Linked DNA regions of Mus musculus: region 1 is linked to region 2. The links are chromatin loops, found by intact Hi-C in ENCODE. Cell type or tissue: left cerebral cortex. All regions are shown on one strand. Links, peaks and the distances in the headings refer to the core of each region. The heading gives the core; the rest is flanking DNA.

The links. Peaks named below come from ENCODE experiments on the same cell type or tissue, not always from the same donor. Only the 100,000 strongest peaks of a DNase experiment are listed, where the experiment ranks them.
Region 1: a loop joins it to region 2, with 3 times the contacts of the local background. A loop is called at or near these places in 5 of 42 quality-filtered maps.

Annotation. Positions count from the first base shown.
Region 1 is chr6:128,655,867-128,662,316 of GRCm38, reverse strand. Gm34617 (a long non-coding RNA gene) reads right to left here and starts at 4,918. Exons shown (of 2, transcript XR_003956524.1): 1 at 4,122-4,918; 2 at 3,195-3,282. It also overlaps the pseudogene Clec2j. In left cerebral cortex, for the core only: no CTCF peak of the experiment used is centred there; a DNase peak (open chromatin) is centred at 3,403.
Region 2 is chr6:128,884,036-128,890,485 of GRCm38, reverse strand. BC035044 (cDNA sequence BC035044) reads left to right here. Exons shown (of 3, transcript NM_001254946.1): 2 at 5,407-5,548. It overlaps Clec2i (C-type lectin domain family 2, member i), which reads right to left and starts at 2,899. Exons shown (of 6, transcript NM_020257.2): 1 at 2,820-2,899. The coding sequence starts at 2,851. It also overlaps the pseudogene Gm8774. In left cerebral cortex, for the core only: no CTCF peak of the experiment used is centred there; a DNase peak (open chromatin) is centred at 2,931.

The DNA of each region.
Region 1 (6,450 bases), core at 623-5,622, 230 kb after region 2:
CAGACTGGTGATTCATTAATCACTTCTCAGTACTGAGCACATCATGTGTCAGCACATAGTTTTCTGTTTGTTGGAGAAACAGAATCACAAGGTAGGGGATATTGACATGAAATTAAGTGGACTTTAAACACAATAAATGAAACTGATAAATGCCTGAGAATTAGAAAATATCCCTTACTTATCACCGGTTCTTTGAGAAAAATAATGCTTTGATGAAAGATGCTGTTATTAATTGGAGGAACTATTTATTTTGAAATGGGGTCTCACTTGTACTTCTGGCTAGCTCCAGTCTCACTTTGTAGATCAGGACGGACTCAAATTCTTGGAAAACAGCTTGCCTCTGCTCATAAGTGTTAGCCTTAAAAATGCAAGTCACCACACTCAGCCCATATATTTTAATTTTGGAACATTTTTACACACAGAATCTCTAGATTTGGCCATTCTTCTGATCATGAATAATTATGATGTAGATTAGAAAATGAGGGCACTGCTGAAATGCAGATGAAGGCGAATACACAATTACAGAGCCATGACCTGTCCAGGAACCTGTCCCAGGAGCAGCAGCTCCATCCTAGTGGGTACAACACAAAATGTGCAGACACAGGAACATTTGAGAGAGATATTTACAGTAAGTAAATTCGAAACATACAGCAGCTATGTCAGCAATGCAATAGATTTTTATCAAAGAACTAAGTACAACAGATAAGAGAGGAAGGAGCATTCACTACATGTTCTTAAAGTAAAATATATCCATGTAGTAAAGAAATTTATTGTATAATAGTTCCCTAGTATAATGAGCAACAGTAATTGAGAGCAAAGTCCAGTATATCCACCATATGTATCATGTAGGACTTTAGCCATTTGACTCTGTACCCAGTTCCACAACACCGAAAGCTCAACTCCCAGATGTTCTAACACACACAAGATCAGAGGTGAGGAGGCCACAACATCTGCTCCAAAAGCCAGAGTAACTGGGTCCAACAAGATCCAGGGACACAGGGACTCCTGCCCAGCCAGTGGCACAGATTCCTTCCAGTCTGAACCTGCATCTGGAGCAGACCTAGGTTGTTGGCTCTGCACCTATTGTTCAAATACCCAGAGGGGGTCCCATTCCCAGGTACACTGAAATGCCCAGGATCACAGGATCACAGGGGAAGCTCAATTCCCAGATCAGACACACTCAGGAGCACTGGAGCTCTGACATACTCAAGATCACAGCCAGGGCCACAATATCTTTCCCAACACCCAGCATAACTGGGATACAAAGAATTCTCAACGGAGGAATCTTGAATGGCTGAGAAGCACCTAAAAAAAATGTTTGACATCCTTAGTCATCAGGAAAATGCAAATCAAAATAACCCTGAGGTTCTACCTTACACCAGTCAGAATGGCTAAGATAAAAAACTCAGGTGATAGCAGATGCCAGCGAGGATGTGGAGAAAGGGGAACATTGCTCTATTGCTGGTGGGATTGCAAGCTGGTGCAACCATTTTAGAAATCAACCTGCCAGCTACTCAGAAAATTGGAAATAGTTCTTCCTGAATAACTAGCTACACAACTCCTGGTCATATATCCAAGAGATGTTCCATTGTTCCACAAAGACACTTGCTCAACTATGTTCATAATAGCCTTTTTTATAATAATCAAAAGCTGGAAACACTGCAGATCTCCCTTAAGGGAAGAAGTTGTGTTACATTTACACAATGAAATATTACTCAGCTGTTAAAAACAAGGGCTGCCGGGCAGTGGTGGCACACTTTGGCGGCAGAGGCAGGCAGATTTCTGAGTTTGAGGATAGCCTGGTCTACAGAGTGAGTTCCAGGACAGCCAGGACTACACAGAGAAACCCTGTCTCAAAACAAAAAGCAAAAAACAAAAAAAACAAAAAAACAAAAACAAACAAACAAACAAACAAAAAAAAAACCAAAGACTTCATGAAATTTGCAGGCAAATGCATAGACCTAGAAAATAACATCCTGAGTGAGGTAACCCAGATCCAAAAGAACATATATGGTCTGAACTCACTGATCAGTGGTTATTAGCCCCAAAGCTCAGAATACACAGGATACAACTCACAGACCATATGAAGCTTAAGAAGTAGGAGACCAAAGTGTGGATGATTTAATCTCACTTAGAACAGGAAACAAAATAATCATGTGAGTGAGAGAAAGAAAGGAACCTGGGTGGGAGAGGGAAAAAGAGGGGGAAAGGGAGTTCTGAATAAGGTATGGGAAGAGACAGGAGAGAAGTCCAGAAGACTAGGAGAGGAGAAACATGTAGCACAGGGCGTGGGGGTGGGGGTGGGGAATGGAGGGCAGAAGTGTAACCAATAGAAAGTGCCAGATCCAGGGATGCAAGAGGCTCCTGGGACCCAATGGGGCTGGCATTAGCTGAAATGCCCAACATTGGGGAGGTAGAACCTGAAGAGACCACCTCCAGTAGATAGATATGCCCCCCACCCAGTAAAGGGCGGGGCCAGCCACCCATCTCAAAAATTTTAACCCAGAATTGTTCCTGTCTAAAGGAAATATGGTACGTTGTGAGTGGTATTCATCCTACTGTGCCTTTGAACACCAGATCTGATATCACTTTAAAGAAATTATTATCTGTTCTGTCTCTACTCCCCACAGCCCCTAGTAAGAGATATTTTTAGTTACTTGTGTGTTCACAATAGCCAGCACATGGAACACACTAATAGGCTTCTCTGCTGACTTAATAAGCCAATTCGAGCTGAATTAAAAGTAGAAAAGCATATTTGTTTCAGAACAGTTCCAGGGCAAGGTCACCAGTCTCAGGGCACAACGGGGAAGTCCTGCCCAGGCTATGGCAGGGAAGGTGTTCTTATAGATTGTTGGTGAAGGAAAATGACCTGTCTGCCACAAGCTGGGCTTGAGTCCCAGAGTGGTCACCTAGGCTGGAGAGAAGGTTGCTAGAGCTACCATGAATGTGGAACTGGGCTTTTGGTGCCAGGGCTGGGGTGGTGGGAGGTGTGGGGTATGGGCCAAGTGGAAGGCTCCAACCAAATATACATCAACATCTATCAGTGGATGAGTGTGGAAAACCTGTGATACATACTCCCATATATACTGGAATACTATGTACTAGTAAGATAGGATGTCTTTTGTGACAGCATGGCTGGACCTTAGTGACATGCTGAGACAAATTAGTTAGGCACTGAAAGTCCAACATTACTCACCAGTTATAGAGGAAATGTTAAAAGCAGACAGGAGTTTCCACTCTTTTCTTGGATTTGGAAAGATTTTCTTAAAGCACAGTGCAGAACTAGAAATCACAATGAAACCATGCCTTTAGAATATGAAGGGGTTTAGAAATCTCCCAAGACTTACTTTCTATAGGGAGTGTGAGGAGGGCTGAGGAGGGCTCACAGCAACACATGGCTGAGAGGTGCTGGGGCTGGAAATGAGCACAGGAGAATTTATCATGCTATCTTTTTATATCCTGTAGAACTAGAAAGAATGAAGCCTGGGAGTTCTGTGTGGATCCAAACTCCAAAAGCTCAGTGCTTAAAGCCTTCTTTCTAATCCTAAGGATCCTTTTCCTGCTTGTTAATGTAATAGAAGCTTCCTGGTATTTTAGGTGTGCGAAAATGAGCAAAATGCAAGGGTTAAAGTCAGTGAAAACTCTGTAAAAACTATAATTAGCACTCAATAAAATTAATTCATTTGGTATACATTTCCATGAATTTTGAAAACATATAGTCAGGTGTTCTTCATCAAGATATATATGGGCTGGAGACTTGGCTCAACCACTGAGAGCATTTATTGCTCTTGCAGAGACCTGAGGTTTCATTCCCAGCACCCAAATGTTGGCTCACACACCCACCCCTAACTCCATTTTCAGGGATCCAACACACTTTTCTAAGCTCTTCTAACACTAGGTATTCATGGAGTATACAAACATACATGCATACATACATACATATGTACGTACACACACACACACACACAGAGGCAGACAAAGCTCTCTTACATGTAAACTACATAAGACTAAAACAATAGTTTTCAAAGTATATGCAGACTCCCTACCCTACCTGTTCCCCCATTGTCTGCTGCAGACGCTCTCGCTCTCACCACTCCTCGGCCATAGCCGTGAGTACTCACCTTTCCAGATGCCATAAAATGGGTCCATGAAGCAGAGATGTCCCACAAGAGTTCTTTCAGCTTGTCACAGCAATGGCCTCTGCTCATCACTCACAGTGCAGTGCCAATCAGTAGTGTGTCAGAAACATGCACTGCTGGTGAGATGCTGAGAGACCATGTCTACAACACCTGAATTCAGAAATTTGCATGAATCTCACCAGCAAATATTATACAAAAAGGTTATGAAAAGCTCTCAGGAGCCTTCTAGAGAAGTGAGAGGAGGAAAGAGTAGTGGTAGTTGGGGGTCTCTTCTCAAGGGACCACTCCCTGTAGCTCTCTGACCTCAATTGCATAAGCTTACTTGCAGGCTTAGTTTAGGGACTTTTGGGGTAAGAAGCCCTTGAGACATTTAGCCTGTGAAAGTGGCATGAGATAGGGCAAGCACAAGCTCGTGTTCTGGGCTGTTTCTTGTGTTGAGAGAAGGTTTACCTTGTCATCAGCTTAGGGATGTTTCAATGGTCACAAATGTGTCGTTTTCACAGAGATCCTTAAAGCTGCTGTAAATATTCACATAGATTTTTTTGCAACTTAAATGCAGGCTGTCCTTCCAGTGTGGGAATATGTGGGTAGGATAGGAGCATATCACATTTTACACTTACAAACAGCTTTGTAGTCGCTGTACAATTTAGCCTTAAAAAGGTGTTAGTTCTACGTCAACATCGTCATCCGCATCAATGTATAACCATCCTGTTATGCAGACAGTGATTTTGCTCTTAAATCTAAGATGATTTTTGCTCAACAAGTTCACAAACATTCTTCCTTACTTTTCTAAACATCTAATGACTTTACAGTATTAAATTTTGTGCTTGAGTCTGTACATCTACAGATGGACTGTAGTAGTTTTGAGTTGTTGTTTTTTTTTTTAATTTTAGCAGACCGACAGCAGGTTGTTTCAGTAGTACATAGTGTAGCAATGCCACCCTTTTCCTGTCTAAAAACCATTCATCACTGTTAAGTGTCTGTTGACTGCGTGGACATCCTTTGTAGACCAGGGCCTTCTCTAAAAGGGTTGGCAGAAGCCTTTCAGGAACTGATAGACAATTGTAAAGTGGGTTTTGTGGTAAATTTATTTTATTTTCCTTAAGAAATTCTTGAAATTGGCATTCTTATATTCATATCTTACAGGTAAAATTCTCCAAGGAAAAAGTCTCAGAACCATCTTCCCTGAGTCTCCTGCTAAGCTTTACTGCTGTTGTGGAGTGATCATGGTCCTCACTGTAGCTGTAGTTGCTCTTTCTGTTGCTTTGTCAGGTAAGTGACATACCCTCCAAATTCTGTGACACTCTGTCCATATTCACATTGCCAGTTATACTTTCTAAGCACTGTGAGCCAGGCACTGTGGCAAGGGCTCTAGAGAAAACACACTGGAAGGTCCTGTTCTCTGACAATTTAGGTTCCAGCAGGAAGATGCAGTGAAGGAACACAGAGGCTTTGATGGGCACATCCCCGGGAAGATGACATCCAGCAAGCTCTAGACAGAGATGCAGGGGACATAGGTCCCCTTGGGGGAACTATTGAAGGCAGAGAATAGCAAGAGGAAATCTCCAAGTAGGAACTTCAAAAGTGAGGCCAGGAAGGTACAGTGCCTCCAACCATGACCCATGAGTTTAGATACCAGGCTCAACTCTATTTTGAAAGTATTAAATGGAAAGTCCACGAAGTAATAAATTTATAGGATTTTGGTACCACTACTGTTCAGAATAGTGCAATACAATCTTGCACTGTCCCCTTAAGTATTTGAAGTCATCCTTTAGTGCAACGTGTCTGCACCGTATATACTACCTACCCACAAGTTCTCACAGTAATCTCAGTTATCAGGCTGGGTGTCAGTAGGTGTCCCTACAGAGTGCTTGCCGCTGTAGCAATCCCCACTGTAGTCAATGGTCATCCAAAGCTCAGAAAGTGATGCTGTTATAGAAGTGCACTTCCTGGGAGCCCTACTGACAGTGAGCACCTGAGAGAGAATGGGACACAGGCCCACGGTGGGAGGCCATTAATTAAAGGCCCATCACACTCAGGAGAGGATTCCTACAGATTAGTTAGGAAAGCTACCATCAGATTCACACCTCACAGCTGAGCTCAGGAGGGTGTGCCAAAACGAGAGAAGACCTGCTTGTCATGATCCATTGTATTCTCTACATTTTAGCAACAAAGACAGAACAGATCCTAGTCAACAAGACCTATGCTGCTTGCCCGCAAAACTGGATTGGATCTGGAAATAAATGTTTTTATTTTTCTGAATACACAAGTAACTGGACATTCGCCCAGAACTTCTGCATGGCACAAGAGG
Region 2 (6,450 bases), core at 667-5,666:
AAAATTCACAGAAATGTATACCAAATGAATTAATTTTATTGAGTGCTAATTATAGTTTTTACAGAGTTTTCACTGACTTTAATCCTTGCATTTTGTGCATTTTCGCACACCTAAAATACCAGAAAGCTTCTATTACATTAACAAGGAGGGAAAGGAGCCTTAGGATTAGAAAGAAGGCTTTAAGCACTGAGCTTTTGCATTTTGGATCCACACAGAACTCCCAGCCTTAATTCTTTCTAGTTCTACAGAATATAAAATGATAGCATAATAAATTCGCCTGTGCTCATTTCCAGCCCCAGCACCTCTCAGCCATGTGCTGCTGGGAGCCCTCCTCAGCCCTCCTCACACTCCCTATAGAAAGGAAGTCTTGGGAGATTTCTAAACCCCTTCAGATTGTAAAGGAGTGGTTTGGTTTCATTGTGATTTCAGGTTCTGCACTGTGATTTCAAAAATCTTTCCAAATCGAAGAAAAGAGTGTAAACTCCTGTCTGCTTTTAGCTAACAAACCCCTCTACAACTGATGAACAATGTTGGCCTTTCAGTGCCTGACTAATTTGTCTCAGCATGTCACCCAGGTCCAGCCATGTTGTCACAAAAGACATCCTATCTTACTAGTACATAGTATTCCAGTATATATGGGAGTATGTATCACAGGTTTTCCACACTCATCCACTGATAGATGCTGATGTCTGTTTGGTTGGAGCCTCCGACTTGGCCCATACCCCACACCTCCCACCACCCCAGCCCTGGCACCCAAAGCCCAGTTCCACATTCATGGTAGCTGTAGCAACCTTGTCCCCAGCCTAGGTGACCACGCTGGGACTCAAGCCCAGCTTGTGGCAGACAGGTCATTTTCCTTCACCAACAATCTATAAAAACACCTTCCCTGCCATAGCCTGGGCAGGACTTCCACCTTGTGCCCTGAGACTGGTGACCTTGCCCTGGAACTGTTCTGAAATAAATATGCTTTTCTACTTTTAATTCAGCTCGAGTTGGCTTATTAAGTCATCAGAGAAGCCTACTAGTGTGTTCCATGTGCTGGCTATTGTAAACACACAAGCAAGTAAAAATATCTCTTACCAGGGGCTGTGGGGAGTAGAGACAGAACAGATAATAATTTCTTTAAAGTGATATCAGATCTGGTGTTCAAAGGCACAGTAGGATGAATACTGCTCACAATAACGTACCGTAATTCTAAAGCTAGCCCAAGGGGTTTTGAATATATTCACCATAATGAAACAAAGAGCAAGTTCGTTCATCTTACTGTGTCAATCAAAAACCACATCCTGCTCTGGCCTTGAACTGTTTGGATTTGCTCACTGGCAGGGGCACCAATGAGAGGAGAAAGGCTGCACAGACTTGTTTTAAGTAGCCAAGATTTGTTCTCAGGTCCGGAAGGTGATGAAAAAAGTCGCCATTTTAGAACCTCACCATTTTATTGCTCAGTCATGGACTCTCTTAAGGCCCTCTGGTGTTCATCTAGACTACTAGCCCTCAGAAGCACATGGCTTATCTGAGAAACAGTAGTATTACTCACGACCTTTCTCTTTGGGTATGAGTCAGAGGAGGTGAAAACATTAGAGAAGCTGCGGTGGCTTCTAGAGAGACCACTGTGAGACAGCAGATACAGTAACTTTCACCAAATTCAGTTGCTTTATGTCCCTTGGCCTGTGCTGTGAGGACCTGGCTGCCATTTTTAACCCATAGAAAAGTCTGAAGAACAAAGGAAATCTTTACTTTTCTAAGTTTTCCCAACACAACAGGTGCTATGGCTTACTGTGAGGAGTATGGGACTTGGTGGAACCTGGCTATAGCTCACAGTCAAAGGCAGCAGGCCAATCATACCTGCTACTCTGCCTCAAGAAGACCCTGTTTTACACTCTGGTTAAGGGTCTGTTTAAGGGACCAGGATAGCCGTGGAGGAGGGTACTTTAGGTGTGCACAGGATGGCATGGAGTAGGGCCCTAGGGTTGAAGGGAGGCATGGTTAGGTCTCCCTCTTCCTCGACCTGTCCCCCACCTCCCAGAACAGTATTTCCAATCATCTTAGCAGCTAGGCTGTCCACTCTGAAGGAGCTTGCCTGGTATCCTCAGGCTGCCACTAGGCCATTGATCTAACAACAATTGTGAACTCTGCTTTTCAAGAAATTTGATATTTTATTCCTAAACAAAAGTATTAAAGTGGGGGTAAAGTCATGGCTCAACAGGGAAGGGAGCTTGCTGCTCTTGCAGAGAGAGGACTTGGTTCATTCCCAGCACCCAGTGAACTAAAACTGTAGATGGATTTGTAGATGGGATAAATCTCCCACCCCCACCCTACTGGAAAAAAACTGATCCTTCCCTGATGCCACAAGAGTCATTTAAGGCCAGAAAGAGTATTACCTGATACCCGTGTCCTTGGGAAGAGAGAAATTCCAAAAGCTTGGAGGTTTGGGGAAGGGGGAGTGCTGTGGGAGCCTGAAAAGAAAGTTGTAGGTAGGTGTGGAGGAGGGGCACTTAAGGTGTGGGCTGGGTGGCAGGGTGGGCCAGAGCACCCCCAAGGTCCTCCAGTCAATCCTCCAGGAATCTGGGCACCTGCTTTGATTTACAAACTCAAAAGGTTGCACTCCTCCCAATCGTATTTAAGTAACATTGGCCATACCAGAAAGCACAGAGTGGCATCGGTACTTTCCGACCACAGCAGAGCTCCCACCGTCCACCCCACCCCAGCCTCAGCTGATCTATAGAGACCCACTATGGCAGGCTAACAGGAGCAAGATCCAGCTCCCCTGAGGAAGCCTCCCCCACTTTAGTTTAGTTAGCATTTCATTAAATACGTACAGTTTTTCTCCTGTCTCCAAGCAATCTGGCATGGGAGGCTCTGCACCACTATCTTCTTGCTGAAGCAATGAGCCCGCCCCTTTTTCCCCTCTGTCTTCCCTCTATATTTTGTGAGTTGTGGGCGGATTTTCACATCAGCTGACTTGATAAGCTGCCAGAGATTGGGTGCCTACCTAGATCTGGAACTGAAAAACTGCGGCGGGGTGGGGGGAGGGGGAGCATGTTATACTGTAAAAGAAATAAACAGAGTTGAGACATATTTTAGATTTCAAGGTACAAAAAGTAACTTTTTTGAAACAGGGTTTCTCTGTGTAGCCCTGGATATCCTGGAACTCACTCTGTAGACCAGGCTGGCCTTGAACTCAGAAATCTGCCTGTCTCTGCCTCCCCAGTGCTGGGATTAATGGTGTGCACCACCACTGCCCGGCCTTGTGTGTGTGTGTGTGTGTGTGTGTGTGTGTGTGTGTGTGTGTGTGTGTGTAAGGCACTTTTATTGTGTGTGGTGACAGGGATCAAACTCAGAGCTTTGTACATGAGAAGTGTGAAGTCTACCATTCAGCTGTGCCATTGGACACCAGTCAAATATAACTCTATTCACTGCAGAAGATCACTAGGCGTACTTGACCTTTCTCTACTATGCCTGTCTACTTTCTCTTTGCCTCGCCAAAACTTTACTGTTGAGAACATTTCTTTTTTATTATTAATTACTTTATTTATTTACATTTCAAATGTTGTTGCCTTCCTCACCTCCTTTCCATGAACCCCTCATGTCATTCCCCACTTCCTTTCCCCCACCCACCTACCTACCCCTGCCTCAAGCCTAGAGCCTAGAACATCCCCCTTCTCTGGGGTGTCAAGCCTCTACTGGACCAAGTGCCTCCCCTCCCACTGAAGCAGGATGAGGCAGTTAGTCCTCTACTACACATGCAGCTGGAGCCATGGACCCATCTGTGGATACACTTTGATTAGCGGTTTAGTGCCTAGGAGCTCTGGGGCATGCAGTTAGTTGATACAGCTAGCCCTCTGGACTTCTCTCCTGTCTCTTCCCACACCTGATCCTGCCCACCCATTTTTCCCTCCCCCTCCCCTCTATCACACAGGTCCCTTCCTCCCTCCGACTCCCATGATTTTTTGTTTCTCCTCCTAAGTGAGATTGAACCATCTACACTTTGGCCTCCTTCTTGTTAAGCTTCATATGGTCTGTGACTTGTATCATGGGTATTCTGAGCTTTTGGGCTAATAACTACTTATGAGTGAGTTCAGATCATGTATGTCCTTTTGGGTCTGGGTTACCTCACTCAAGATGATATTTTCTAGGTCTATCCATTTGCCAGCAAAATTCATGAAGCCCTTGTTTTTAATAGCTGAGTAATATTTCATTGTGTAAATGTAACACATCTTCTTCCCTTGGGGGACGTCTGGGTTGTTTCCAGCTTTTGTTATATAAAAAAAGGCTATTTTGAACATAGTTGAGCAAGTGTCTTTGTGGGATAATGGAGCATTTTTTGGATATATGACCAGGAGTTGTGTAGCTAGTTATTCAGGAAGAACTATTTCCAATTTTCTGAGTAGTTCGCAGATTGATTTCCAAATGGTTGTACAGCTCGAAATCCCACCAACAATGGAGGAGTGTTCCTCTTTCTCCACATCCTCGACAGCATCTGCTGTCACCTGACTTTTTTATCTTACCTATTGTGATTGGTGTAAAGTAGAAATCTCAGGGTTGTTTTGATTTGCATTTTCCTGAGGACTAAGGATGTTGAACATCTTTTTAGGTATTTCTTGGCCATTGGAGATTCCTCAGTTGAGAATTCTTTCTTTAGCTCTGTACCCCATTTTTCCATCAAGTTATTTGATCTTTGGGGTCTAATTTTATGTATTCTTTGCATATCTTAGATATTAGCCCTCTATCAGATGTAGGGTTAATAAAGATCTTTTCCCAATCTGTAGATTGTCGTTTTGTCCTGTAGACAGTGTCCTTTGCTTTACAGAAGCTTTTCAGTTTCCTGAGGTCCCATTTACCAATGGCCAATCTTAGAGCCTCAGCCATTTGTGTTCTATTCAGGAAATTTTCCCTGTACCAATGTGTTCGAGGCTATTTCCCACTTTCTCTTCTAAAAGAGATTAGATTTAGTGTACCTCATTATTATGTGGAGGTCCTTGATCCACTTGGACTTCAGCTTTGTACAAGGAGATAAAAATAGATCAATTTGCATTCTTCTACATACAGACCGCCAGTTAAACCAGCACCATTTCTTAAAAATGCTTTCTTTTTTCCATTGTATGGTTTGGGCTTCTTTGTCGAAGATCAGGTGACCATAGATGTGTGGGTTTATTTCTGGGTCTTCAATTTTTTTTTCTTACCAAGGCTTATTTATTTCTGGGCATCAGATTCTTTCTGTTCATGCTAAGCACATGACCTATATTTTTTTTTAAAAAAAATGTTTTTGTTTGCTATATGATCGCATAGTTTCCAGAATCACACTTTTAAAAAATAATTTTCACCTTTACTAAAGTTGTTTTACTGAGCAGCCAATGGAGTTCCTTATGTTATCACTCAAAAAATGGTTTAATTATGTTTTTGCAGGTCTCATAATGTGCGTATGCAATGAGGATCATTTAAATAAGGCGATGTGCTCAGACCCTGAGTTTCTTCCTATCAGCAGAGTCACCATGAGTGAGTCTTTAATAGTTCCTGAAACCCATTCCATGAAGCAGATCACGGACAAGTAAGTGCATGTGGTGCCCAGTGGATGGTACCCAACCTGGTGTATAGTCAGCACTGACTGGCTCTTACAATAGTTGGCAAATTCCTATTTCTAACTCAGGAGATTAAAAACAGAAGTGTGAATGGTTTAAAGATAGAAAAATCACGTTATGATAAAATCAATCACAAAAATAGAGAATTCAGACCCTTCCCAAGTAATTTAAAATATCTGTTTCTCTCAAGTTATATATAATGACTGCAGACAAAATGGTCAAACAGTGTACATGCTGGAATAAAAATATTGGATGGTCAATAGGCCGAAATCAGTGGCATTTATAAAATGCACTTAACTCTGATGTAGACAAACAGAAAGACAGACAGACAGACAGACAGAAGGTTTTAAAGTACAGCATGGTCTAATCATCATCAGAATCGGAATCATATTTCTTTCCTCGGATAGTTTTCTTTTCCAGCTTTGTGAAGTTGTCCCAAATTTTTTTTTTTGGGGGGGGGGGTCTGAAATGGTGGCTCCATTAAATTTCCACTGTAATTGATAACATCAGAACAACCAAGTCTCCATTCTAAAGTTTCTGTAGTGAAGCCATCTATCTGTATTTCTTAGGGCGGTGAATCCAACAACATAATCTTGTGTCTTGCCATCTCTCAAGAGAGCTAGTGTGGGGGTGACCTTGATCTGCAGTCTCTCACAGGGGAATGGTGTCTTTTCCACATTCAGCTTCAAAAACTTGGTTTCAAGATGGTTTTTGGCCGGAATTGGCAAATGTCTGTCTAGTATTTTACACCTGAATGCGGTGTCTCTGTAGAAATGGCAAACCACTTTCTCACTCTCCTTGACTTCTTAAAAGAAGTCTCTCTCGCTGCCGATTTCTCTGTACACCCCAGTGCCCTTTGGAATGCCACTCT